2 separate regions of the Mus musculus genome follow, and region 2 is linked to region 1. The links are chromatin loops, found by intact Hi-C in ENCODE. Cell type or tissue: left cerebral cortex. All regions are shown on one strand. Links, peaks and the distances in the headings refer to the core of each region. The heading gives the core; the rest is flanking DNA.

Region 1 (12,063 bases), core at 3,233-8,232:
ATTGCTGAGAGAAGAAAAATTAGTCTTGTCCCGTAAGGAGTATCCTAGAAGGTCATTGTGCTTGATAGACTTATGTCAATTTGACACAAGCTAGAGTCATCTGAGAGAAGGGAACCTCAACTGAGAAAATGCCCCCATAAAATCCAGCTGTAGGGCACTTTCTCAATCAGTGATTGATGGGGGAGAACCCAGTCCACTGTGGGTGATTCCATCCACCGGCCAATAGTCCTGGGTAATATAGGAAAGCAGGCTGAGCAAACCATGGGAGCAAGTCAGTAAGCCACATCTCTCCATGCCGCCCAACCCTGGTTGGTTCCTGTCCTGGCTCCCTTCAGTGATGGACTACAATGTGGAAGTATAAGCCAAAAAAATCTTTTTTCACTCAACTTGCTTTTGGTCAAGTTGTTTCATCACAGCAATAGAAACCCTCATTAACTCAATTATCCTAACCGAAGTGGTCAGCCCTAAAAGATAATCAAACAAGCACAAGTAAATGGATTAACCAGGTTGCATTTAAATATCTTATATGCATTTATGTATATTTGTATTTATGTATAATGTCATGTTTATGTTTTCATGTGTTTTTACATGTATGTAAGGGTGTCTGTGCTCACATGAGCAAATGGAATTTTAAAAACTATGGCAGTAAAAGGCAAAAACGCATGTATGCATATGTATGTATGTCAAATACATGAATATACATTTTTGATATATGTATGTGTGTATATATCCTAATAATGGTCCTTCACTAGGAAGAAGTGACAAAAACAAGCCTAAGATTTTAAAGAGCCAACAAGTATACAGAGGACCTTTGGTTTTCTACATTTAAAAAAAAATCATAAACTAGAGACAAGTTCAATTTTACTTCTAAAAATCACAACAGCTTTCAATAAGGATTGAAGAAACTATCCCTCCCCATATGCTGTATTAGTTTGTTTGAATTTTGTGATTCAAAATACAACTTTCTCTTTCTCCATAGAGAAAAGATTTCCATTGTCACCATGCAAATATAGGCATGGCATCACTCAAACTCCCAGATACTTTAGAAAGAATATCTGTGTATTGTATGGATGCATTGTCTGTCAATTTTAAAACCTATGGCCTATAGGAAAGGGCAGAATAGATGGAGGGACATGGAAGAGGCCAAAAGAATTCTGGGATAGAGGTGACTCAGGAAGATTCACCCAGGGAAGATGTGACAAAAGGGCCACAGGGTACCTGAACAAAGGTAAGCAGCTACATGGCAGAATGTAGATCAGAATAAATGGGTTAAGTTATGATCCAGTCTAAGAAGAGTCTATCTATATGGCCAAGGTATTTGTAAATATATTTTAAGTCTGAGTCTTTTTTTTTTCTGGGTGCATAGGCCTGGAAAAAAGACACAAGCCCAACTTCTACAAGATACTTGAACTAGTAGACAAAATAAAACAAAGTATACTCATAATGAGCAAAAAAATAGGAAGTCTCAACAGAGGAATAGAAAAGTAGAAAGAACTCATTCAATTAACAAACGAAAATGTCAGACAAAACAGTATGGGCACTTGAAAATGGATGAATAGAAATTGTTCAAGGTGAAGAATAAGAAGAAAAAAGTCGAAAAGAAGGAACAGATTCAGTTAAACTGCTAGACAGTTTTACACATCTATGATCAAAATATTCAAAAGGAAAGAAGGAAAAGGAAGAACATTTGAAGAAACTATGGCTTAAGCAATCCCACCTCTCAGAAGACTGAAGTACACCATCAAGAGGTCAAGGACAGCCTGGGCTACATCAGGAGCTCAAGACCAGCCTGGGCTACATCAGGAGCTCAAGGCCAGCCTGGGCTACATCAGGAGCTCAAGGCCAGCCTGGGCTACATCAGGAGCTCAAGGCCAGCCTGGGCTACATCAGGAGCTCAAGGCCATAACTCATAGCAGATGCCTCATCAGAAACCTAAAAAAGAAAATAGGACAGACAACTCTGAGGTAACTGAAAGAGAAAACTGTTAGATCACAATTCTGAATCTGTCAAAAAGAATTTTAAAAATACTTTTAAAAACTATTCTATAATACTTTTTCTTTCTGTATTGGGAGATTCCTTTCCCTCACGTTTCTCATTTTACTTACTTGAATCCACTTTCTCCCCTTTTAGTAAACCTAGCTGAAGACTTATCAATTTTGTTTACCTTTGTAAAAAATTTTTAAAAAACAAAAACAACCCAACTCATTGTATTGATTTTTTTTTGATTCTCATTTTCACTTATTTCGGCTCTCCTCTCTGTTGTCATCTTTCTAGAACATTTCTAATTTCCCTTTAAATTTTTTAAATTTAATGCTATTTCAATAATGGTACTTTAATTCCACCTATTTTTAATTGTATACATTGTGTGTGTATGTGTGTGCATGTGTGTGCGTGTGTGCCTGTGTGTGTGTTTTATGGTAAAGAAAAACTCTATGAATTAATAATTTCCTCAGTTGTTTATAAGGCATGGCCTTAGGTGAATCCAATGTCTCATTTATCTTATAGTATCCCCAGACTCATTCCTGACAAAAGCATATTTATAGTAAATTCATGGTAGTAAAATCCCCTCTGCAAATACCTGATGAAAATCGTCCCAATAGACAGAGTATTACTGCTCATGTGTAGCTGTAGAGACTCGACTTTCTGCTATTACCACCACCACCATCGTCGTTGTTGTTATAGAATCTGAAACCAACGCAATAATGTAAACTATGGCTGATCATTAATGGCTTCAAGTACTTTCTGCTAGAAGGAGATCTAGACAGGGGATACCAGGACAACTCGCCAAACAATATGAGATACTGCCATTGCCCTTTGTTACTGCCCAGAATGTGAACCTAAGACTCTATTGCAGAAGACATCACATATTTTGGATACAGAACTTGAAGGAATGAGTGGAACTGACCAGGAAACCTTCTTCCTGAGGATTAGTTCTTGTAGCATCAAAGACTAGCTGTCGTAGCTGCTATGTAAATGGCCAGGGGAGAAAATCAGTCAATTGTCCTATCCAACTGTAAAGGTTATGCATTGCAATAATGACTGGCCTAGCAAGATATCTCATTAGAGACACTTTTATATTGGAGAAAACCGACAGCTGTCTCATTAGACCTAAGGTCCACTCAGTAGGAGGGAATTTATGTCTTGTTATAAACCTAGTCAACTACCAAGGACTAGAGAGATCTCACACCCTAGAGGAGAACCTACTACTGACATTTTTCTAAATCAATATAATTCCAGACTATATTCTGGAATATATTTATCCTGATCAGAATGCAGAAAGTAAGTAATTTGGTGGTGTTTAGCAACACATTTACCCAAGGCTCAGGGAAAATTACTTAAGAGGAATTAGAAAGATTAAGAGCCAGAGGATCAAGACATCTGCTGCTACAAAGTGTCTTCTAGGCATGACAGGGAAGCTGTGCCTATAAAAATCTCAACAATATGGCTGCCTAAATAAGTCCTACAATAAATCATAAAATTAGATGACATGCTGATATAGATAGGGGAGTTTTCACAGACTCCACCTAGATGAAGAACTCTAATCAATCAATGACTGCTGAGAAAGAAAGAAATCTACTTTCTGCAGGTATGAACACCCTGATAAGTTATCTAATTCCAAATAGTCAACCAAAACATATATACATATGAGCAACATTAAATGGGCTCAGTGAGATGTCTGTCTGTCTGTCTGTCTGTCTCTGTGTCTGTGTGTGTGTGTGTGTGTGTGTGTGTGTGTGTGTGTGTGTATGTGTGTAATTAAAGAAGAAGAGTTCATAAATTTGAGTCTGGGAGCATGGGAAGAGTTGAAGGGGTTGCCAGAGGGAAGGAGATTATGTAAACATAGTCCTCATGTATGAAGTTTTTCAACCCAAATTAATTAAAAATATTTATCACTTGTTGGAGTTGTTTTTCTATAGTGTGGAGAATTCAATCAAGCTAATTCAACAGGCAGGCCAATCCCTAAAGTAGACGAACATAAAGGAGTGGCAGCAGCTATTCTAATCACAGGCACACAGGAGTCTGGGCAAAGATGAAAACGATGGGGTATCAAGGTGATATCCATATGCACAATGCAAAGCATCCTGTAGAGAGTGAATGGGTGCTGATACCTTAAAGCTGACTTTTAAACAGGAAGTCCATGAATGCACATGACCAGTTCTATTACTTCTTCCCTACAATGTTATATTTGTAACAAGAAGGTGTTGGTGAGTTTTCTACTAAATTAACCAGACTCTTTGCACAAGACAAATTATTTGTTCTTCCTTTGCTCTAGTTATGAATACAACAAGCTCCTTGTAATCATTTGCACACAATGGAATTAACAAAAGATAACAAATATCCCCTACTCATACTGCCCCGAGGCAAGGTCAGTTTCTGTACATTAAGCTCGGGAAAGGTTATGATGGGTCACACATTTATTAGCCTTATGCTCAATACTCTATTTTATTTATTTATTTATTTATTGTATTTAACTTATTAGGAAGTTTTTCTTTAGCAGTTAAAACTACTTGAAAAACTATTGGAAGAATTCTAAAACACCATTAATGAATGTCTAGTAATGAAGAGCTAGAAGTTTACACTGCTGATTCCTTCCTTGAGACAACTAACACTAGATGTATATTTTTATATTTATGCAATTACCACCCCAACATGGCTCTACAAACAAGTTTCTGAAAGTTTTCATAGATATCCTACTGTTTTCCCATGTGAACACTGAGATGATTTCTTGGCAATATGCTTTCAGATGAAGGCACTATGTTTCCCCCTCCTAAGAATAGAAATATATCCCTGTTTTCCAATAAAAATCTAATATCTCACAATCTGTGACAATCTATCGAATGTCTCTTTATTCCTTGTTATAGCCAGAGTGTAACTAGTCACCCAACTGTGATGACAACCCAGAAAAGCAGGAACAGAAGTGGGTGCAGAGCCAACTGAGCCCCAAATGTTAAGTTTGGGAGCATTCTCCTGGGTCATTCTCAGGCTTCCTAATGCCTGGGTGCGTGAATACTGTTCCTCAGGCTGTGGTAATCCTAGCCATAGAATTATCTCACTGCTGCTTCATAATTGTAATTTGTTGCTGCTATGAATCATAGTGTAAATATTGATATGCAGAACATTGGACATACAACTCCCAAAGGGGTTGCCACCCACAGGTTGAGAATTACTGCTCCAGAGCGTCTGGCAGCATCTACTACCAACATGATTCTCCTATAACAAAAATGATCAACTTCTCCCTCAGTCTCCCAGGCTGGTAACACTCCCTCGTGTGAACCTTCAGTTCATGCACTGGTACTAGAAAAGAAGTGGCTAGAACCCAGGGAGTTGAGAATTGAATCAAGCATGCTAGTCACGTCCAAAAGAAATGTCCAATTACTAGGATGTATAAATTAAGCCGGTTGGAAGGAACATAACTACTTTCTTCTCCTTCTGACCCGCTGAGCAGTAACTAAGATTCAATACTGCACCCTGCTGGTCAGAACTCAGAAAAATCATTCAGGCCAAAGACTAGCCAGTTGTCTGTTCCCTGGAGACAACTAACTTTCTTTCTTCCTTCCTTCCTTCCTTCCTTCCTTCCTTCCTTCCTTCCTTCCTTCCTTCCTTCCTTCCTTCCTTTCTTTCTTTCTTTCTTTCTTTCTTTCTTTCTTTTTCCTTTTTCTTTTTTTTCTTTTCTTTTTTTTGACTTTTTTCATTTTCTTTTTTTTTGTTAGATATTTTCTTCATTTACATTTCAAATGCTATCCCAAAAGTCCCCTATACCCCCCCCCCACTCCCCTACCCACCCACTCCCACTTCTTGGCCCTGGCGTTCCCCTGTACTGGGGCATATAAAGTTTGCAAGACCAGGGGGCTTCTCTTCAAACTTAAAGCAAAACAAAAAAAGACTTTCTTATACAAGGAGATTGGGGGGTCAGGGGATGGCTTGGGTTTTGTTTGTTTGTTTGTTTGGGTTTTGTTTAGTTTTGGATTTTTTGTTTGTTTAGTTTTTTAAACAGTAATTTCACTTGTGGTTTTTCACAAGTATATTACCATATGGGATCATTTTAACTGAATGAAGCAGATAGTTTATATTACAGAAACTTACAGAGCCTGATGATGCTGTATTTACTAATATGAGAACTTGGTGCTTCACTCATAACAGTTGGGGAAGTTTCCTCTGGATATTTGAGTGTAATAAATAATTCACTATATATATGTGTGTGTGTATATATACATATATAAATATATGTTAATGAAACAAGATCTCATAAATTTGAAACTCTGGCCCCTTCATAAACTCTGAAAACTATATTTAATTACAAGAACAATAGCTCTAGAATTTTTTGGTAGAAGGAAGCTCAGCAGACTATGTAATGCCAAAGCAAGGATAAAAACTCCCACACCTTTTAGCTACAAATTTGTACAAAGGCATCAACGATAGAACAGAACCTCTGTTCTATGGATGCTGGTCTTTCATCCATCAAATGAAGGTCACTACAAAAAAATCCCACTAAAAAAGCCTTTGTACACTTGCTTTGATGGCACCATGACAACTGTAGGCACAGCATTATGTCAGAACGGCTTCAGCCACCTTTGTGTTTCTGCAATCTGCAAATGGAGGAGCTGAAAGCAGGAAAGAAAGCCACTGAGCAACTCCCAAAAGCAAGAGAAAAGATTTTAGAAATGCATAATTCTGTCTATACAAACAGCTGTCCATATGCTGCAAATTACTTTTAAAGAGCTAAAGGTAATTAGAACATTGGGTACAGGCAGAATAATTAATACTGCAAAAAATTCCCTCCACCCATAAGGCACATTAAAATATACAACCAGGCTGCTCCTCCTCTAGGCCTGTTCATAATGAGCTACACTGTGCTCAAAGTGTGTCTTCAATGTCTTCAGTTGTAGCATCAAAACCATGCCAAGAGTCACAATAGCATTATACAAAATCAAAAACACTTATTAAATTCTAATTATGACCGTATAATCATTTCACAAATACTGTGAAAGTACCTGTGGTCATCTTACTACCCATGAACATCTTGAATATGTCTCTCAGTCTCTCTGAGAACTGTTTTCTGCTTTGAGCACAATCTTTATGATCAGTAGGCTAAGAACCCTGATGGTAGTTAACTGCACAGTCTGATCAGTTCAAAGATCCATGTGATACACACAACCCTAACACCCAAACAGGAAAATTGGGTGTTAGCAACATTTGACAAGGTTTGTGAACATTCTTGTAAAGGGATCTGCTGCATAGCGCTTCCCATTGTATCAGCTGAAAACCAATGTAGTGATTATGTATCAACAGCAAGACTTATTAGGCATTCAAGAGCTAAAATTAGTCCCTGAGAATTATGACTGCTGATTTCCAAAAATAAGTGTTAGCCTAAAATTCTCTGCAAGCCACAGGAAATCAATGGAAACGGGAAGGGACTCTTAGCACGCTTACAACCTACACCAACAAGGAAAAAAAATAGTTTCATAAGTCGCACTTTTGGGATTCATTTTTCAGAAATGTCATCTCACCTATAAAGGTTTCTTCTGAGCCAAATACATATCAGACTCTATAACTCTAGCATAAAGGTTTATCAGAGCACAGTGGTAAGAAGCAGAGTGCACCTGGCAAAAGACCCAAACCTGAGATGGGTATCAGCAGGAAGTCATCAGAAAAGAACGAGGGTCAGAGACTTCCTGAGGAAATGGAAGCCCTGGTTCCCAGGCTCCTTGGGGCATTAGAAGAAACACAATTCATTGGAAAAATGTAGTCCAGGGAAGCAATCAAGGATTAATGTTTACTGAAGCAGAGATGAAGCCTAGACCCGTGAAAAGCAAAGAGAGTTTCCCGAACAGGCATCCCTCACACGTGAAGCCGGAAGATGCAGGCAGCAGAAGCACTCATTTATAATAAAACACTGTCTATCACAGAAATATCTCCATCCAGGAGCAATCCACCCAGGACGGTGCCTAGCAAATGAAAGCTTTAAAGGCATTGAGCAAAGGCAGGCAGCTGTGTGGAGTCAGAAGGCTGTGATCAGAAAATCACATAAAATGGGCCACGGGAGGAGTCTGCAGGGAGTAGCCCCAGACAGGAAGAGAGGTATACAGAGAAGGCAGAGAAATGTTTTATGGATTTAACATGAGTCTGTCAGAAGCGAACTGGATGATGCTATAAGCTAAGACTTTTAGAAGTCTATAGGAAGTTTCTCAACATTTTTAATTAACAGGACTCACCAAGACTTAAAAGCAGACTTTTAAGATAACACACTAGTGGGATGCAGAAATATAGAATATTAAAATACTTAATAAAATATAGGCTTTGTGACAAAATGTAGTCCAATTTGTAAGCCTACTATGAGCTCATTCACTGTACTCAGTATCTCTGGTAGAAAAGAAGCATATAATATTGTCCTGGGAATGTTGTCCTGGTGACGCGGGGCACAGAAAGTTAACAGCTATATAGGGGTCTCTGATTTTTACAAATCCTCATAAAATGGATATTATCTGCCACCTTAGTTAGGACTTTGTTGTTATGGTGGTGGTTGTTAATTGGTGCTGGGTTACAGTTTCAGAGGATCAGTCCATTAATATCATGGCAGGAAGTATGGCAGTGTTGAGACAGTCATAGTGCCGAGGAAGCAGATATTCTCCATCTTGGTCTGAAGGCATCTAGAAGGAGGCTTTCTTCCCCAGGCAGGCAGGAAGAGGGTCCACTACACACTGGGTAAAGCTTTAGCACAGGACCTCAAAGCCCACCCCCACAGTGACACAAGGGACACAGGGACATTTAAGGGAGTATCTGTGAAGGAGAGGGTAAGACAGAGGTAAGGGACCAATAAGTGGATACTGGGTGACAATCTATAGTGACATCGAGATGAACCATGATGGAGGAATATTATACAACCTTTGAGCTCTAAACTTTTCATCTACTAAATAAATAAAGAACTTGCTTCCTGAATTGTTATGAAAGTAAATGACTTGGCCGTAATTAAATATGAAGCAAATTCCTAACACAAATGTTAGCTCTCTCTTCCTGGTACAAGCAAGAAGCAAAGAAACAGAATCAGGGTTCATGATTCGTGAAACTCATCAGAGAAACAGAGCCTTTAAAGCTTTGGGCTTAATTTAGAGTCATTTGGACTCTCTGCTTGAGTAGAAAATGCCAAATTGCTTCTTTTTACAACGTGTTACTATATTTCTATGAAAGTGGTGGGGAAATGTCATTAGCAATGAATATTTAATTGAAAGATGACAATCTAGAGATATAGAGACTTAAGTGGAGATGATAAATAGAAACTGAAAATTCATTAAGTATGTGTATTCCTACTTAAAAATAAGATATTCATTTTAGGAACCAGTGAGCATCAGAAAACTCATGACAAAAGTATGGATTATAGCTATAAACACTAAGTCTTTCTGCTACTTACACTCTAGATAATGACAAAGGCTAGTAAGCCACTCTCTTTAAGAGAACACTTTATGAGTTTTTAATAAATGAGCATATCTGAGCTTCCAATCTATATTTCAACTTTTTAGCACATATTTAAACTTTTATTTTATTTTAAACACAGTATTTTATTGATTATTTGGGGGGTTGGTATAATGCATTCTGTCATCCTTACTTCCCAGTCCTCCAAGTTCCCAGACACCCTGGTGGCCCTCCCTCCAAAATGATTTTTTTGAAGTTAAATTTGTGTTGTTCATATAGTAGCTGGGACATGGTCAGTCTTTGGGAGGCCATCCTCTTAATGAAAAGTGAGTTGTGCCCCACTCCACCCCTGCCACCAGCCTTCTATTGTAGAGAACTACACTTCAGCATTTTTATAGTCAAAGATGCCTTCTATGTCTCTCATTCTCAACTGTGAGTCAGCAGTCATCCATACGATTGGAGAAGAAGCCTCTTTGTCCTTCACAGTCAGCAAGTGCATGGATCATGGGCTTCTACATAGTATCTAGCAACAGCATGGACCACAGACATATGCCTAGCCTCCAGCATCAGCATGTGTTATGGACCTCAGACACCACGCAACGCAAGAGACAACCTGGCCCCACGTATATCAACATGGCTTCAGATGGCAGCACAGAGCATGGACATCTCTATGGCTTCTGGAGTCAACACAGGTCACAAACATCAGCATGGTCCTTGCCAGCAACTCAGCCCATAGACATCAACATGGTTTTAGCACAAAAACAGACCACAGACATCTGTAAGGCCTTTAATGACTACATAGGCCATGGTCATCAACATCTTCCCATGATGCAACAAGATCCTGGACCCATACATGGCTCCCAGCAACAGTATATACCAAGGATATCAATATGACCTCAGGTGAGAGCAGAGGCCACTCACAGGCCATGGAGAGCAAAAGTCCCCCCCCCCCCCCCACACACACCCAAGTTGCATAGGAAGATGGTTTTTTTGAACTTTTTAATTTTTTTCTCTCTTTTTTTTATTAGGTATTTTCTTCAATTACATTTCAAATATTATCCCAGAAGTCCCCTATACACTCCCCCCACTCACCTACCCACCCACTCCCACTTCTTGGCCCTGGTGTTCCCCTTTACTGAGGCATATAAAGTTTGCAAGACCAATGGCCTCTCTTCCCAATGATGGCCAACTAGGCCATCTTCTGCAACATATGCAGCTAGAGACACGAGCTCTGGGGGTACTGGTTAGTTCATAATGTTGTTCCACCTATAGGGTTGCAGACCCCTTTAGCTCCTTTGGGACTTTCTCTAGTTCCTCCATTGGGTGCCTATGTTCCATCCAATAGCTGACTGTGAGCATCCACGTCTGTGTTTGCCAGGCACCAGCATAGCCTCAAAAGAGACAGCTATATCAGGGTCCTTTCAGCAAAATCTTGCTGGCATATGCAATGGTGTCTGCGATTGGAGGCTGATTATGGGATGGATCCCTGGATATGGCGGTCTCTAGATGGTCCATCCTTTCATCTCTGCTCCAAACTTTGTCTCTGTAACTCCTTCCATGGGTGTTTTGTTCCCAGTTCTAAGAAGGGGCAAAGTGACCACACTTTGTTCTTAGTTCTTCTTGAGTTTCATGGTTTGCAACTTGTATCTAGGGTATTCTAAGTTGCTAGGCTAATATCCACGTATCAGTGAGTACATATCATGTGAGTTCTTTTGTGATTGGGTTACCTCACTCAGGTGATGCCCTCCAGGTCCATCCATTTGCCTAGGAATTTCATTAAATCATTCTATTTAATAGCAGAGTTGTACTCCATTGTGTAAATGTACCACATTTTCTGTATTCATTCCTCTGCTGAGGGACATATGGGTTCTTTCCAGTTTCTGGCTACTATAAATAAGGGTCCTATGAACATAGTGGAGCATGTGTCCTTATTAACAGTTAGAACATCTTCTGGATATATGCCCAGGAGAGGTATTGCAGGATCCTCTGATAGTACTATTCCCAGTTTTCTGAGGAACCGCCAGACTGATTCCAGAGTGGTTGTACAAGCTTGCAATCCCACCAACAATGGAGGTGTATTCCTCTTTCTCCACATCCTTGCCAGCATCTGCTGTCACCTGAATTTTTGATCTTAGGCATTCTGATTGGTGTGAGGTGGAATCTCAGGGTTGTTTTAATTTGCATTTCCCTGATGATTAAGGATGATGAACATTTTTTCAGGTGCTTCTCAGCCATTCGTTATCCCTCAGGTGAGAATTCTTTGTTTTGTTCTGAGCCCCATTTTTTAATGGGGTTATTTGATTTTCTGAAGTCCAATTTCTTGAGTTATATATATATACATATATATCCACCTTCTTGAGTTACATATATATATTGGATATTAGTCCCCTATCTGATTTAGGATTGGTAACGATCCTTTCCCAATCTGTTGGTGGCCTTTTTGTCTTATTGACAGTGTCTTTTACCTTACAGAAGCTTTGAATTTTATGAGATCCCATTTGTCAATTCTCGATCTTACAGCACAAGCTATTGCTGTTCTATTCAGGAATTTTTCCCCTGTGCCCATATCTTCAAGGCTTTTCCTCACTTTCTCCTCTATAAGTTTCAGTGTCTCTGGTTTTATGTGAAGTTCCTTGATCCACTTAGATTTGACCT
Region 2 (12,063 bases), core at 2,719-7,718, 320 kb after region 1:
CATCTGCCCAGATTTGAGAGAGTCAGCCTCATTCTCATCCCAACTATGATTCCTGATGTTCTTGGAGGCTGACACTTTCCCAAGGATGGACTACTTCTCTTCCACCGTTAATTATCACAGTCTTTTTGATATTGTCCATGTGTTTTCTTTTAAAACACAGCCTACAGTGGAATTTTAAAATCAGAGTTTACCTGTCCTTATGTGGAAATGAGCTAAGCCTTGTCACTTACAAATGAGTACTATGAATTACTAATAAGTATTTATGATGATGAAAATCACATCCGTGGGGAAGTCAGGAAAGTTTCTTCATCTCTGTGGTCTCATCTCTCAAATCTTACTTCTTTTCTTTCTTGGCCCATCCCAGCCTTCCTCACTGTTCAGTGCTCCTAGCCCAGGGAAGGAGACCAGTTTCTAAACAGTGTGGCAACGTGGTTGCTCCAGAGGTATTGCCAAGCAAGCAGAGCTGCTTCATCACTTCCTGGCCTGAACGGTTCCAAGGATCTGTGATGCGGTGCTCTCAGGGTTCTTCAGTCTAGCTCAGATCGTTGTGTCCAGCCAAATCTCCTGCCCACTCCTTTCCCCTATCTGTCTCCTGTAGAGCCCAGACTGTCTATAAGACTGTTGGACTATGAGCTGGACATGGTGGCACATGCCTTTAATCTCAGCACTCCGGAGGCAGAAGCAGGCGGATTTCTGAGTTCGAGGCCAGCCTGGTCTACAGAGTGAGTTCCAGGACAGCCAGGGCTATACAGAGAAACCCTGTCTCAAAAAAAACCAAGAAGGAAAAAAAAAAAAAAGACTGTTGGACTGTTGGGTCCGCAAACTTTATAGCCTCAGGGCTCTCTCCGGCTCCTTCTTCTCTTCTGTAGCCGTTCTCTCCATCTGTGAAATGCCACTGCCTCTTTAAAACTGACTTAGGCTCTTCTTCACCCTGAACCTGGCTCTTCCATTTGAATGCAGATCTAAAGCATCTACTCTGGTTTCTATAGCATTCTCTGTATGTTCTGTAACAGCATTTATTCAGTTGATTCATAGTCATTTACAGGTCTGCCTTTTCTAGTAGACTGTGACATCCACATAGAGATGAACTGTGTTTTAATTTTCTACTCTGGTATCTAAGTCAGCATTTGGAAAAAAATAACTATTCAGAATTTGAAGGATATTTTATTTTCTAACAAGAAAACAAGCTTGTTTGTTTTTCCTTATCTTTTCTTTTTTTCTAGAAATACTTGTTTCAGATTATTGTCTTTTTTTTTGTTTTTAGAAATGCTTGTAGAAATACATTTTTAGAAAAAAGGGAAAGTAATTTTAAGTTGTCATTACTCGTTCACTGAGTACTAAGAGTACGTGATTATTGAATGCTACCCTGAGAATAACATGTACCCTTGTTCATCAGTTACTCAACAGTTGCCCACCCAGGTCACTGCTGCACACACTTTCATCAACCCACCATTGTGGTTTCCTTACATCCATATGTGTTTCAAATGATTCATGTAGCATGCGTGTGCAAAGGTGCCCCAGAGTTCCCACAGGGATTGGTTCTAGGACTCTTCAGATACCAAAATGTGTTTGCATACAACTTGCATGCACCTTTCCGTATATTGTGAATCATCTCTACATCACTTGTAATAGTTAATATAGTATAAGAGCTATGTAAATAGTCATGCTGTCCTGTTGTGTATGTACAATAAAGATGGTATTCCCTGCAAATATTTGAATCCACAGTTGGTCGAATCCTCTGGTATAAAACCTGTAGAGTCAGAGGACTGATCATATAAAGAAAAGTAAAACCTAAGACAAAAGGAGCTCACCTCCAGAAAAAGAATACTCCTTTCTCTTTCAGGCCACGTCTGCTCATGGTTGGGCTGAGCCTGAGCTGTGCCTAGCTTCAGTGTGATCTGGTTCATTGCTGCTTTAGGTCTTTTGAGGAAGAGGTCAGTCAGGTCCATCCCTTTAGCAGACGTAGAACTCTGACTCCAGATAAAACACATTTAACAGATTTACACATGTGTGACAAGCTGTCCAAATGTTAGTGTCTTCCTCTGTTTTACACCTCACACTCCAGGCCCTTGGACCACTGGTACTCTTCGTCCATATCATCAGTACCTGGAGACCCAGATGTCATTGGAATTCTCTGCTGTCCAAGATCCGGTTCTTCCTGGCTGTGCTGGCTAGGTTTTTTTGTCAACTAGACACAAGATACAGTCATTTTGAAAGAGAGATGCTCAATTGAGAAAAATGCCTCCATAAGATTTGCCTTAATCTTACGGAGTTCCTAATTAGTGACTAATTGGTGATTGAAGTGGAGGACTCAGCCCATTGTGGGTGGGCAGTGGCCGTCCTACAGTGAATAAGAAAGCAGAAGAAGGCCAGTAAGCAGCATTCCTCCATGGCCGCCATCAACTCCTCCCTCCAGGCTCTGGGCTTGAGTTCCTGCTCTGATTTTTTCTGGATGATGAATTATGAGCTGTAAGATAAATAAACGCTTTGTGTTGCTCTTGTTCATCATGTTTTATCACAGCAGTAGAAACCCTAACTAAGACACTGGCCCAGAAACAACTGAGAACGGCTTCCCAGTGCTCTGTGAAGACCTAAAATGCTTCAGAGGATATTCAGCTCTCTTGGGACCCCATTGAGCCTTGGTAGCTGAAATCCTAGAACTCAGCAAATAAAATTCTCCCGCCCTCTCGTTGCATCATCAGCACCTGGAGACCCAGGAGGAAGTTGGCAGAAAGGTGCAACTTGCCTTATAGTTACCCTTGTCCTATTAACTTATATCCAAACTACTAAAAGTACTCTTATAGCTGTAGAAATAGTTTCAGCTTTCTTTTTTAAAAAATTTATTCTTCTCTCATAACACTCTGACCAGAGTTTCCTGTCCCTTCTCTCTTCACATTCCTCCCCCACCTTGCCTCTCTTCCATTTTCTTTTAGAAAAGGGCAGGCCTCCTGTGATAGCAGCCACACATGACAATGGGACTAGGTACATCCCTTCGTATCAAGGCTGGTTGAGGCAATTCTCTAGGAGGAAAAGGGGCCCAAAAGCTGGATTAAAAAAAAAGTTAGAGACAGCCAAGAGAAACAGGATTTCTCTTGCTGAAACTGTGCAGTCATCTAATTCGATGTGTGTAGGGTGTTTTTGCAAATGAGAACTTAATACTTTATACTGTCTTTTAGGCCTCATAAACTCTAGAAGTGAGAGTAATCTGAGAGTAATCAATACTTAAATTTTATTAATTCGCAATGCTGTAGTCTGTATTGAAGACTGTATTAAGACTCCGATGATGAAAACATTTAATTGCACTAGTATATTGAAGCTTTTTTGGCAGTAAGACCTAATGACTCAATTCTATCTTTTATCTATGTGGAAATATAGGTGGGAGGTCAAGCAAGATGCCATCAGTCTCACTTCAGGTCAGTTCAATTTATCTAAAGATGATCTATAGAACAACAAAAGGAAGTGCCCAGTTATGTAAGATGCTATGATGTTTGTCAATCTTTTTTAAAAACTTTTTTATTGGTTATTTTATTTACTTACATTTCAAATGTTTTCTCCTTTACAGTTTCCCCTCCACAAATCCCTTCTCCCCCCTCCCCTGCCTCTACGAGGGTGCTCCCCACCAGCCCACCCACTCCTTCTGCAGCATCCTAGCATTCCCCTACACTGGGGCATTGAGCCTTCACAGGATCAAGGGGGTCCCCTCTCATTGATGCCAGATAACGCAATCCTCTGCTATATATCCAGCTGGAGCCATGCTTGCCCCCCCCCCCGTGTACTCTCTAATTGGTGGTTTAGTCCCTGGGAGCTTTGGGGGGGGGGGAGTCTGGTTGGTTGATGTTGTTGTTCTTATGGGGCTGCAAACCCTTCGGCTCCTTCAGTCCTTGCCCTAACTCCTCCATTGGAGTCCCCACGCACAGGCTGATGTTTGACTGCAAGCATCCACATCTGTATTGGTCAGGCTCTGGCAGAGCCTCTCAGGGGACAGCTATACCAGGCTCCTACCTATCAGCACGGGCTTCTTGGCATCAGCAATACTGTCTGGGTTTGGTGTCTGCAGATGGGATGGATCCCTAGGTGGGGCAGTCTCTGCATAACCTTTCCTTCAGTCTCTGCTCCACTCCTTGTCCCTGCATTTTCTTTAGACAGGAGGAAATCTGGATTAATATTTTTGAGGTGGGTGGGTGGCCCCATCCCACACCCTGCGGCAGTGCCTATCCAGTGGATAAGATCTCTACAGGTTCTCTCTCCCCTTTGTTAGGTATTTTAGTTAATGTCCTCCCTGTTGGGTCCTGGGAACCTCTTGGGTCCCTGGCATCTGGGACTTTCTAACTAGTGACTGCCCCCAGTTCCCCCTCCCCCACTGCTACTCACCTCCTTTCAAATTCCTGACCCTCTGTGCTTTTTCCTAGCTCCCCCCTTTTTACCCTCCTCCTCCTCTCTTCCCAGTTCCCTCTCTCCCTCTACTTCCCAAGATTATTTTCTTCCCCCGCTGAGTAGGATTGTAGTATCTACACTTTGGTGTGGTCTTCCTTCTTCCTGGGTTTCATTTGGTCTGTGAGTTGTATCATGGGGACATTTGTCAATCATAAAAGCTAAGTAGAGCCAGGGGTTTACCAGCTTCAACACAGTAATGGCTATTAGTAAAAAATTCTTAAATTATTATGAGAGTCTATCTATACATAAATATGTTTATTCATAAATATACATTATATTTATGAGGTAGGGTGTGTGTGTGTGTGTTGAGATAGAGGCTCACTGTGTTGCCAGTGCTATTCTCCAGCTTGCAGTCCTACTGCCTTAACCTTCTGAGTACTGAAATTACAGCAGGGCCAACCATGCCTATCATAGAACATAAATCTCATATGAACACTTATAAGATTCTTCTTATATTGGCTTTCATATACTTTTCATGCTTCAAGGAAGCATCGAGGATTCTGGGTGGAATAAAGTCTTGCTGTCCCCCATGTGGCTATTAGGTGCCACAAGGAGACCTCTGCTTTTGCCATGCATTTATCAAGTACCTCTACATAGTCCATCAGTACACAAAGCAAAGATCCCTGCTCCCACAAAGTCCATGTTCTCTCTTTGTAGCCTGAGTGCCTTGTCCTAAAACTGCCTGGTCACCATCTTTCTTAGGTTTTACTCAAAATTGTTGGCAGCAGAAGCCCTGTCACGCACCTGTCTCAGGGCCTTTGCTAGGTTAGAAGAGCCAGAGGCAGCAGCGGCAGCACATTTAACAAAGAGACCGTGTCAGTTGATCCAGTGTCTGCCGAATGATCTGCCTGTGCATTGAGTTTGAGCGGTTTTAAAAGAGCCCTCAGGCAGTGCAGGAAATGACGGTGAGTTTAGGAAAGCTTGGTCTTATTGCAGGGTGTGGCTTCCACCCTGTCAGGCTTGGCTTTCTTCCTGAAGGCTAGTTTGGTATCTCTGCTGCCTAGTGCAGTGAGGGTTGAGTTCATCATCCGCCCACAAACATCAGGCCTTCCATTTTCCAGCCAGGAAAGTAGAGAGTAAATGTCTTTAGACTTTTGCCTCAGCTAACTGAGCCTCCATCTCTATGTGACTAGACATCAGACCACTGCTGACACAGTGTCTGTTTTCTATAACTTGGATCTTTGATACCCATGAGCAGCTTTGGTGTGCATCTGTTGGCTTAGAGATATATAGGGCAATAGTATAAATATAACTAAACTCTAAAAGCAATCTATGACTTGCTATTCTGAAAGTTATAACTTGCCAAGTATAGAATCATCATCTGAATCTCAATAAGATTTAAGCTGCAAAATATCTATAAACGGGAGAGCTTTTCTGGCTAATACTTTGTATGGCAAATGCTCCTTTCCTCCCTCACATATTAGAAAACTGTGGCAACTGTTTTCCCTGCCTTCACCCATTATATATGTCGGAGACTGGGGCAGAGTAACGATACTAGACTGTTCTAAGCATAAAGTGAGTGTGTGTTCAGACGACTGAGAACCCTGCTACAGTGTTTCACAATGTTTAAAGCTCTCTATTGTGTTCCTCTTCCCTGAATTGTTTTCAGTGTGATTAAACATTCATTCCCCTCTAATTACTCTTGAAATACTTTAAGAAAAGTCTTTTGATTTGTCACATGACTTTAGGAAGCATCACAGAACTTTAACTCAGAAACCCCCAGTGACTTATACCTGTGTTCTTAACTAAAACCCTGGGTAAGTGACTTAAGTTTCTGAGAACCCAGTTTCTATGTATGTCAAAGGAGAAAATCTCTACTTGATGTGGGGATTACTATAGAATGATTTTTAAAATGTTTTAAGCAAGGCAAATTCTAGGTCTTATTTTAAAATGGTCACAATGTCTTTTTCACATCAACTGTCAATGGCGACCCTCAGGGGAGGGCAAATGGCAAGGAGAAAATCACATCGCATCAAATACTGAGCACATCAGACAGGGCAGGGGAACTGAGTACATCAGACAGGGCAGGGGAACTGAGTACATCAGACAGGGCAGGGGAACTGAGCACATCAGAGAGGGCAGGGGAACTGAGCAGGTCAGACAGGGCAGGGGAACTGAGCAGGTCAGACAGGACAGGGGAACTGAGCACATCAGACAGGGCAGGGGAACTGAGCAGGTCAGACAGGACAGGGGAACTGAGCACATCAGACAGGGCAGGGGAACTGAGCACATCAGACAGGGCAGGGGAACTGAGCACATCAGACAGGGCAGGGGAACTGAGCCTCTAACCCAGGTTCTCTGTAAAATCAGCCTGTGGCTTTTGTTATGGTGATCAGAATACATAGTGTTACTTCTCTGGATTCGCAGTTGTAGCATCTCAGTGGTAGTTCTTAAAGCATTACTAAAGTGACAGGGTTTAGAGATTTTAACTTGAGTGGTAATTTTAATTAATAATCAGTGCAGAGCATGTAAAAGGTGTTCAACTGATTTTATTTTCAAAAATATTCTCCTTATTTAAAGCCATTTTAGTTACGCTGTTCAGGAGCACCCATTTTTTCATGTGACTTTTGTTTAGAAATTACAGCTAGCTGTCATCCACAGCTAATGCTCTCTCTCTTAGAAGGGAGGGAGGGAGAGGCAATGAGAGGGAGGGAGGGAGAGGGAGGGAGGGAGAGGGAGGGAGCTGGCCACTCCTACATTAGCTTACTCTTAACTGGTAGGAGTAGGAGACAGCTCTGCAAGTGAGAAAACCCAAGGCCTGGGGAGTCATCTTGCCCCAGTTCCTCTAAGCAGGTTAACAGAACTGCAGCCCCAGCTCACTTCTGCTGGGCCCTGACAGTCCATGTGCCATGACTTCATTTTTCTGGCTCCCAGATAGGTTAGGACAGTGGCCAGCAAGTACAGGACTGGCCATGAAGCCTGATGACCCAAGCTGAGTTCCTTAGAGTCCCTGTGGTAAAGAAGAGAACTGACTCCTAATAAGTTTTCTTCTGACCTCTGAGAGTGAGGCACATTAATTAACTAATTAACTAATTAATTAATTAATTATCTGTAAACATGGTGGCCTATCAAATAGTATTTTAGGATCTGCTTGGCATTTTAAAATGCCCAGACTTACTTGTTTCATTGTTTGCCGTGTGTCTGAGTCTATTCCTTCTCTTCCGGCCACCCTAATGGCAGAGTCCTTGGGAGTCCCGGGTCCTATAATCACACTGGACCTCCCCTCTACACCGAAGCCAACGGTCGTTGAAGCACAAGCTCCTTAAAGCAATACTAATATAGACATGTAGTTAATAAGACAATTCTTGCGATTTGTACTTTAACTTATATTCAGTTTTCTTTATCACTCCTGTGTCAGAGCTCTTTGTCCCCATTTCACTTTATGAAGGGGTTCATTTTATGGTTGAGGATCTAGTCAGAACCTTCAATTTTCGTTCAGAACTGAGATATTTTTCTCTCATGTGCCTCACCTGAGCCCCATCGGCCTGTGTCCGGAGGCTCTCCCATGGCCATTCTCTCTAGAGACGCACAAAGCCTGTTCTCTCGGGGGAGGTTCTCCTCTCCTCTGCCTGCTCGATGACTCTCCTCACTGTTTCAGGCACTAGCAGGCCTGGAAATGTTTCCGGCTTCCCTCCGGCTTCCCTCCGCTCCTTCCCCAACATTCCTGAATGTCCTTGCTATCAGGCATCACAGTCCCCTGCCCACCTTGGTGAGGACTGTGGTCCCCAATTGTACCATCCAGTTATCCTTCCCTCATTTTAAAAAAGTAATACAAGTGTGTGCGCACTTACCATTTATTATTCTCTCCGACTCTGGCTGTGCTACATTGGTTTTTAAAACATTTTCCCCACACCCTTGTGCAAGCTGGCTGACACAGAAAACTTCTGCAAATATAACTTTAGTAATTTGGGTCGGGGGCAGGGAGAAAAAACAGGAAGTTCAAATGTACTTTTCCTATACCAAATTTCCAAGTTGGAACTTTGTATTTCTGGTGTTTCCCATACTGAATGCAGTGAGATATAAGCCCTAGAACCCTTTTAAGATCCGAGACCATTCTGAGTTAGCTCTAGTGGTTACCAAAACAAGCCCAGTGCAAAGCCCTTTAAATATCCACAGTTTGTATCTCTCAGACCACATGCCATCACTATTATAGGTCCCATGGCTTGAAACTATCGAGTCCACCCACCTCTTTCTCCTTCTATGCAACCAACTCCGTGGACAGAGTCAGTGGACATCCCTGTCTTTTTCACTTTGTTAGCACTGACACTGTTTGCATCCTAACCTAAGTCCCTGTATCAGTCATGGAGCAGCCTCTTCCTGGGACATGCATGCTGAAAGGGAAGCCCTATTTCTGGGACAGCTATTACCAGAGTCAGTACTGCAGTGGGATCTTTGGAAGCTTTTCAGAGGCTCACTCAGTCATGTCTGGGCAGTACCTTACATTATCCAAACAACACAGGAGCAAACACCAGCTGAGTGTTTGCTGGACTCTGGACTCTAACATGCTCAACCCTGTGTTTGGAAAGTAGATTGTACATACTATCCTTACCTTGGCATCTGTGGGAACTGGCTGTCTAAGCTCTTACTGGATCACATTCTCTATACCTTTCTCCCAAGGCAGAAGTCAGATCTTGTAGGAGATCTCTGTGGACATCAGTATTGAGAGAAGTGCCTAGACATTCAGTCATTCACAACTCAATGTGACTAGACTTGTCCTCTCCTGAGCCTTAGGGTTTGAGTATGTCTTTAAAAGAAGTCATTATGGCCTAGAAAGATAGCTTAGTGAAATGCATGACACACAAACCTAAGGACCTTATTTTGATCCATAGCACCCATTAAGAAAGAAAACAACAACAACAAACAAACGGATGTGGTTGCTCATGTCTGTAGCCCAAAGACTGGGGAGGAAAGAAACAGGAGGATCGCTGGGGTTCACTACCCAGGCAGTCTAGTCAGTTGGTGAGTTCTGGCTTTAGTGAGAGATGAGTTGGAGGATGATTACAGAAGCTATCCAATGGCAGCCTCTGGCCTCTAAACGTGCATGTTCGAGCATGCACACACAGACACACTCTTTAACCTCCACTTGCCCAAGGCAAAACATCTTATCTATCGGGTACTTGGGTCACTGGTAATATGTCTGACTTCACAAAGGCGGAGGCCATAGTAATTCTTTACAATGCCTGTCAGCCCAGGGTCCTTCAAGGCTACCAAAGAGAGCAGGCAGGCATAAATTATTTCACTGTCTCTGGGAAACTCGCAGTCTGGGGACATTGCCCCTCCATTCTGAGATGGAGACAATAAAGCCTCTCTCAGTAAGCTGTCGTTAGGATTCACATTTCAAGATCGTATATGAAGTGGTCAATACATTCATCACCCAGACATCAATCATCACCCACTCTCTAGATCACATCCTAGGCCACTGCCAACTGTCTGGAAACACTGTGCTGCAGTTGTTTTCATTGAGAAGGGAGGAGGAGGAGGAGGAGGAGGAGGAAGAGAAGGAGGAGGAGGAAGAGAAGGGGGAGGGAGAGGAGGAGGAGGAAGAGGATGTTGATGATGGCACTGATGATGACGATGATTATGATGACAAATTTCACAAAGGTTTTGAGAGGACTGAATATATTAGTGCAAGTACTGTGTACATAATAAGAGTTCAATAAAACTGATGTATTATAAAAACAAAGTAACACCTGAGAGCTTTTAAAATCAGAGAACAGTGTTGTTCAAAGTGGCCATTGCTGTGAGATAAGGAAGTTGGACCACAGTGTAATACGGTGCTTTTCCTCTGTGAAAGCTTCTGGTAGGAAAAAAAGAGTGTTCTTGGTGAGAAAGCTTATTTACATTCTGGTGCTAGCTTCCTGTCATCTTTGTTGATCAATAATAAACAGCTTCAGACCAGATCTTTGCTGTTGTTTGTTTTCTTGGCACAGGATACAGTAGGCAGTGAGGAGATTCCTTTATACACCTGGCCTGAAAAATCTGTTTAAGATATGTTACTAAGGTAAATAAAAATTTTCTCCATAACAGCTTTTTGCTCATTTGTTGCAGTTAGCATAAACCACAGCTGTCTTTTGTTGTTGTTTGGTTGTTGGTTTGGTACTTAGTTTGTTAGTAGGTGACATGTATTTGTATAAATAAGTTTGGAAATGACACTGCTTGGCAATGAAACAGAATCTGGTGTTATTCAGGAAGGGATGCTCACAAGTAAAGACAGTCTTGATTCATTTATAGCCAAAAGAGTAACATAAAATTAGTAAATATATTATATTACTCTAGGGTGTCCAGAGAAGCATTCCTGGTACCTGTGTTGTGTCTTTCTTCTATGGCTTTGGCTTATGAACGTAGTGCAGTGATGGAGACAGAGAAGTCCCATAATCCATAGGGAGCAGAGTGGAGTGCCTGGAGTGGGTGACTCAGCTCAGACTGAAAGACCTGTCAAGGCGTGACTCCACATCACAAAGGAGAGGACTGCTGCCCCACCCAAAAGCAGGCAGAGAGCATGGTCTCTCCTACACAGTTTCCCTAGGACTGACTAGCTGAGGCCATCAACATCTGGGAGGCAGTCTGTTCTACAAAGCTGTCTAACTTGCACCAACTTTCATCTATATTCCTAGAATAAATATTTAACTAAGGCTGTGATCACTCAGTCGGGATGATACAAAATGAAACGAAACAGAACAAACAAAACAAAAGAAAAGTAATCTTTATAGTCATATTAGATCTTTATCTTTTGTTTGAAGATGAACTTTAGATATTCTTTTTAATTTAAATGTATTATTTTGAGAATTTCATACTAGAGTACTATATTTATAACAGTCCCCTCCCTCTTTATGCTGCAACTCCTCTTATGTCCTTTCCATTCTTTCTCAAATTTCAGATCTATTCTTTATTAGTTACCTACATATGTATACATGCATACTCACTCACATACAAAATCTACTGAATCCATTTAGTGTTGCTTGTATATACAATGTGCTCCAACCACTTGGAATTTGATAACCTATCAGGTAGCTGCTCCCCAGAGAAAGCTGGTTCTCCGTCTCTCATCAACCTTAGACTGCCTATGCCGCTTCATGTAGGAGTGAGGCCTTGCGAGGTTTCCCTACCTGCATCGGCATATTCATTAGTTTTGCCATTATGTGGGTCTTATCTAAGCAGCCATAGCATTGAGATCTCATGGGAACAGACTGCTGTGTCTAGAAGACACAGTCTAGCAGCAGATGAGCTGATCTGCTGGCTCTTACGGTCAGTTATTCCATCTCCTCTGCCATGCTTTTTCCTGAGCCTCAAGTATGGTGCAGCGACTGGCTGTGAGCATCCCATTGTCAGGCACCGCCTTTATTTTGACCAACTGTAGTTCTGAGATAGTCTCTATGTGTCATCAAAAGGAGCTTCCTTGGAAAGGAGTGAGGGCTGCACCTATCTGTGAGTAGAAGGGCGAGTGATCTGAATGCAGCTAGCTTATTCTGGCTTAGTAAAATACCAATAGTTGATTCCCCTAATGGTTCCTAATAAAAATAATACTCTAATTTTAGAAATGTTCTAACTCCTTTTGTTGTTTTAGATAAAAAATTTTTTAAATTTCTATAATAAGGTTTTGATGGGAAATTATTGACAACATTTTCCACA

The links. A loop is a pair of places that touch in the nucleus more often than their neighbours do. Peaks named below come from ENCODE experiments on the same cell type or tissue, not always from the same donor. Only the 100,000 strongest peaks of a DNase experiment are listed, where the experiment ranks them.
Region 2: it touches region 1 in a loop (2.1-fold over the local background); 4 of 42 quality-filtered maps call a loop at or near these places.

Annotation. Positions count from the first base shown.
Region 1 is chr14:8,928,629-8,940,691 of GRCm38, reverse strand. No RefSeq gene overlaps it. Among named protein-coding and RNA genes, the nearest start is that of 4930455B14Rik, 270 kb to the right of the region's middle. In left cerebral cortex, for the core only: a CTCF peak has its summit at 5,454 (motif pointing left); a DNase peak (open chromatin) is centred at 5,448.
Region 2 is chr14:8,609,129-8,621,191 of GRCm38, reverse strand. All of the region lies in intron 4 of Cfap20dc (CFAP20 domain containing), which reads left to right. Among named protein-coding and RNA genes, the nearest start is that of Cfap20dc, 51 kb to the left of the region's middle. In left cerebral cortex, for the core only: no CTCF peak of the experiment used is centred there; a DNase peak (open chromatin) is centred at 5,492.